2 separate regions of the Homo sapiens genome follow, and region 1 is linked to region 2. A link is a loop called in an ENCODE intact Hi-C map of the cell type or tissue named here. Cell type or tissue: heart left ventricle. All regions are shown on one strand.

Region 1 (2,500 bases), 200 kb before region 2:
TTTGACTATTGCTCCAGGGCTTTCAGATCCAGAAATAAGCCTGGAAAACCTGAAGTCAGAAGTTAAGCACATTCAAAACATTTTTTCACCTTAGTACTGTTTTACTCTGCTCTCTGACTGCCCAGGATCACACCTGAAGACTAGGGCTGGTCCCACATCTGTATTTCATCTCGTGCATCTGAGCGCAGACTTCTTTCCCATGCTCACCCTTGCAACCTCCAGCCCCTTCTCAGACTTCTAAGACCCTGCAGATCCAAAGATATAGCTAGAAATCCAGAGATCTAGATTTCTCCCCAAGTATAACAGCCTCCAGCCATCTCCTCTCACCCTTCCCCCAGTGGCCTCTAGCTCCTGCCTTTTCCAGCCGGCTGACTACATTAGCCCTGTTAAGCCCCAGTTTCAAGCTCACAGTCTTCCCAGCTCTATGTCTTCCCTCTGTTTCAGTTCTTCCCATCACCTCTCCACCTTCTTAGGTTGTCCCTGACCTCTTCCTCTCCTAGTCCCCTTAATCCCTCTGATGAGCCTAGCCTGGTGCTTCCTTCCATGGCTTCCTTGAGCATCTTCTTTGGGCTACCTCTGGTGGCTAGAGCTCCTCTGGTCTCAAGTTCTCCACCTCTGTCCCCTGGGCTCTCTGTGCTCCCACCAAGGCTGACTCTTGTGGCTCCTTCTCTCAGGAGTTTCTGCCTTTCCTCTCCCCCACCCCCAATCCCCTGCACCTGCCTCCTCAGGGGCTCCCTTGTTGTCTCCCTGTCTGTGCCCCTCTCTCTCCTCCCCCATCCTGATTTCTCTCCCCCCCACCCCCCCCCCCACCCCTTTCCCAGGGCACTCTTCTGTCCTCTGTTCCTCTGCCGCTGTTCCCATCTCCATGACCCCCGATCTCTTCTGGTCTGGCTCTGTAGACCTCTGTCTCCCCCTATCTAGTGGTACCCCTCTTCTCCCCATTTTTGTCTCCACTCTAACTCTCCCACTAGTTGTCCCAGTCTTCCTCCTTCTTGGTTCTGTGTCTCCCACAGACACACAATTTCCCTCTCTAGCTAAGTCTCTCACCTCTGCGTCTTCCCCCTGACTCTTCTTTTCCTCCTTTGTCTCTCCCTCTCTCCTCCTCCTTTTCCTATCTCTGTCTCTTCCCCCTTATCTCTCTGATTCTCCTTGGTCTCTCTGGCTCTGACTTTCCCTCTATATCCGCCCCCCCGCCCCCTCATATCTCTGTCTCTTCATCTCTCTCTGGCCCTTGCTCCCTCATTCCCTCCCTCTCTCTATTCCTCGGCTCTCTCCGGCTCCCTCTCTCGCCTCGGATGACAGCGCTGCCTCTTTTGTTGGCTCCGCAGCCAATCGCGGCCGCTGACGACACGGGGGCCGGGGCTATAAAGGGCCTGGCCCGGGCTCGGGCCCCCCCAGCCGCCCGCCCCGGCCGCCCGCCCGCCCCGCCCGCGCGCCCGCCGCCCCCGGCCCCCCGGGTCCCCCCTCGGCCGGGCAGCCCCCAATCCCGCGCCGCCCGGACCCCCTCCTCCTCCCTCCCTCCTCCCTCCGCCCCCTCCCCGCGGGACTCCGGCGTCCCCGCCCCCCAGTCCTCCCTCCCCTCCCCTCCAGCATGGTGCTCGCGGCCCCGCTGCTGCTGGGCTTCCTGCTCCTCGCCCTGGAGCTGCGGCCCCGGGGGGAGGCGGCCGAGGGCCCCGCGGCGGCGGCGGCGGCGGCGGCGGCGGCGGCAGCGGCGGGGGTCGGGGGGGAGCGCTCCAGCCGGCCAGCCCCGTCCGTGGCGCCCGAGCCGGACGGCTGCCCCGTGTGCGTTTGGCGGCAGCACAGCCGCGAGCTGCGCCTAGAGAGCATCAAGTCGCAGATCTTGAGCAAACTGCGGCTCAAGGAGGCGCCCAACATCAGCCGCGAGGTGGTGAAGCAGCTGCTGCCCAAGGCGCCGCCGCTGCAGCAGATCCTGGACCTACACGACTTCCAGGGCGACGCGCTGCAGCCCGAGGACTTCCTGGAGGAGGACGAGTACCACGCCACCACCGAGACCGTCATTAGCATGGCCCAGGAGAGTAAGTGGGCTGCGGGGCGCGAGCAGTGGGGTGCTGGCTCTGGCCCCGCGAAGGGCGCCTTCTGCTCCAAGCGGGGCGCTCCCTGCTGCCCCGGCCCGGAAGCTTTTTCTGCGAAAACTTGACGAATTAGGGAGCGGGGGCTACTTCATAGAAGTTTTCCGAGCGGTGGAGATGGGCTGCAAAGTTGTATGCACGCCTAGTTCCCGGAGGTTGGGGCGGGGGAAATGGGGCGGGTTTCGAGATAGTGCCTTCCACCCCCAGTATGCTAAAAAGATCCTTGTTGGAGTCCGGGGAAGCTGGGGCTGGGCAGTGACTCTGTCCTGAAAAGCCGTGGTGGGGAGGCTGGAGAACAGAATCGGGAGGCTGCAGGACCCCCGCAGCCCCAGCTGGACTGCAGTGCTCTCTGCTTCCCAGTGGCCCTGGCGGTAACTCCCCACTCCGTGCTCCGTTCGCAACGTGCCCAA
Region 2 (2,500 bases):
CCCTTTTTGCTCCAGGAAGTGGACAAAATTATCCTACAGATGATGCGAGTGGCTGAATACCTGGATTGGGATGTGTCTGAGCTGAGGCCGGTAAGGCAGCTCTTCCTTCATGTCCCTTCTTGTACCTTCTTCCCTGGTGAGTCCTGCATCTGCCTTACTTCATCTCTGACAGGCAACCTGGTTCCCTTGGCTAGGATGGCTGGGCTGGATATCCTAAGAGGCAGTGGAGAGGTGTTGGGTCTGAAGACCCACTCATACTGAAAGTCCCTTTCCACTCTGTGCTCAGATTCTTCAGGAGATGATGAAAGAGATTGACTATGATGGCAGTGGCTCTGTCTCTCAAGCTGAGTGGGTCCGGGCTGGGGCCACCACCGTGCCACTGCTAGTGCTGCTGGGTCTGGAGATGGTGAGTAGGAGAGACTTTGGGGGATGAGTAAGACAGCCTTGGGTTATGCTTGCCCGGATTGGCCCTGTAAGGGCTTTGACACTCCCTAGCATCTACTGTGCCTTCCTAGACTCTGAAGGACGACGGACAGCACATGTGGAGGCCCAAGAGGTTCCCCAGACCAGTCTACTGCAATCTGTGCGAGTCAAGCATTGGTCTTGGCAAACAGGGACTGAGCTGTAACCGTGAGTAATGGGAGCTGGGAGGTAGGGGAAGAGGGTCAGCCCAGCTATCTGTGGGAGCTTGATGCTGTAAACTTAGAAAAGACCTAGGTTTGAATCCTGGGCTCTGCCACTGACTAGTTATGTGACCTTGGGAAAGCCACATCACTTCTTTAAGCCTTAGTTTCCTCAACTGAAAATGAGGTAATTGTGAGCATTAAAAAAGTTGGTGCAAGAAAAGTGCTTCAGATGGTGCATGCACATACTATAAAATGCAATAAAAAATATCTATTATGATTACTGTTGCTGTTAGACCTGGGCCTCCCAAGCATTATCCAGCTCAGTTCCTGCCTGGCACATGGATGGTGTGGGGCAGGCATGCAGTAGCAGCTGATCTTTTAGGAGGAAGAGTAAGGAAAAGGCGTGGGTTTTGGAGGTGGGCACTTCACCCCGAACTTTTATTCTGCTACACCCTCAAGCAAGGGATCACATATCTGATCCTGCCTCACCCTCAGGTAAGAAGGAAATAGGGGGAGAGGCTCAGCTAAGCCTCCCAACTTCTTCCTTCTCCCTCAGTCTGTAAGTACACTGTTCACGACCAGTGTGCCATGAAAGCCCTGCCTTGTGAAGTCAGCACCTATGCCAAGTCTCGGAAGGACATTGGTGTGAGTGATCTCATGCCTCCACCCCCAACATCACCTACATCCTGGCCCTGGCCCTGGCCCTTGGCCCATTGCTGCCCTCAGCCCCTCCCTCCCCTAGGTCCTGCTCAGACCCTGCCAGACAAGGAACTGCCTTTCTCCCCAAGGTCCAATCACATGTGTGGGTGCGAGGAGGCTGTGAGTCCGGGCGCTGCGACCGCTGTCAGAAAAAGATCCGGATCTACCACAGTCTGACCGGGCTGCATTGTGTATGGTGCCACCTAGAGGTCAGTTTGGGAGCCATCCCTTCTGGGTGCGTCTTACCCCGCAGAGCTGCCTTCTCCACGGGCCTCCGGCCACACCTCCTTTACAGGCACAGTTGCCCCTGCTCCCAAGGGCTCTTTCCAGCCCAGACTGCCAGGTTGAGAGGAGACAGGGTTACCTTCGTGATCTCTCTGTGCCCACCTCGTCTTTCAGATCCACGATGACTGCCTGCAAGCGGTGGGCCATGAGTGTGACTGTGGGCTGCTCCGGGATCACATCCTGCCTCCATCTTCCATCTATCCCAGTGTCCTGGTGAGACCCTCGGCAGCAGCGGGGAGGGGACAGGAGTGCCTCCCCGATTTCCCACACGCACAGAGTGGCATTTAGAATAGAGAGCTCATACTTTTAGGATTCAAGTCAGACCCCTCTATTTAGGGATTCATGCACAATACAGCTTTTCTTCCCTCTACTTTCTTCCCCTCCCAGGCCTCTGGACCGGATCGTAAAAATAGCAAAACAAGCCAGAAGACCATGGATGATTTAAATTTGAGCACCTCTGAGGCTCTGCGGGTACAGGGCTGAGAGTCTTGGGCTTCATGATGGGGGCAGGTTTTTCACTGGAGCCCTCATGGGTGGGAATGAAGTGGGAGAGCCTGGTGGGGAGCGGTTGATGCTCACTCTCCAGAAACTCCACCATGGTAGGGGAGGGAAGGGGAGGGAAACAGGAGGGAGGGGGGAAATATCTTGGTGGAATGCTAGCCCTCTGCCCCTGTCTCCTGGGCCCACCTTAACTCTGACAAAATCCTGCTTTCTTTGTCCTTATTTTCTTCCCCCAATGCAGATTGACCCTGTTCCTAACACCCACCCACTTCTCGTCTTTGTCAATCCTAAGAGTGGCGGGAAGCAGGGGCAAAGGTGAGGAGAAATATATTGGGTCTTCTAAGATGAGAGGCAGGGCCTGCCTGCAACACTTAGAAGGTGGAAGGGGA

The links. Peaks named below come from ENCODE experiments on the same cell type or tissue, not always from the same donor. Only the 100,000 strongest peaks of a DNase experiment are listed, where the experiment ranks them.
Region 1: it touches region 2 in a loop (4-fold over the local background); 101 of 110 quality-filtered maps call a loop at or near these places.

The regions. Positions count from the first base shown.
Region 1 is chr12:55,741,726-55,744,225 of GRCh38, forward strand. It overlaps GDF11 (growth differentiation factor 11), which reads left to right and starts at 1,397. Exons shown (of 3, transcript NM_005811.5): 1 at 1,397-2,036. The coding sequence starts at 1,592. RefSeq lists a silencer at 2,373-2,432. In heart left ventricle, no CTCF peak of the experiment used is centred here; DNase peaks (open chromatin) are centred at 1,316, 1,616, 1,906, 2,316 and 1 weaker place; H3K4me3 peaks cover 1,615 bases; H3K27ac peaks cover 684 bases.
Region 2 is chr12:55,938,900-55,941,399 of GRCh38, forward strand. DGKA (diacylglycerol kinase alpha) reads left to right here. Exons shown (of 24, transcript NM_001345.5): 7 at 16-90; 8 at 287-406; 9 at 516-630; 10 at 1,183-1,271; 11 at 1,415-1,534; 12 at 1,725-1,823; 13 at 1,998-2,081; 14 at 2,353-2,426. Among named protein-coding and RNA genes, the nearest start is that of DGKA, 9.0 kb to the left of the region's middle. RefSeq lists enhancers at 1,041-1,541, 1,542-2,042, 1,662-1,751. In heart left ventricle, CTCF peaks have their summits at 1,538 (motif pointing left) and 1,744; a DNase peak (open chromatin) is centred at 1,532; H3K4me3 peaks cover 659 bases.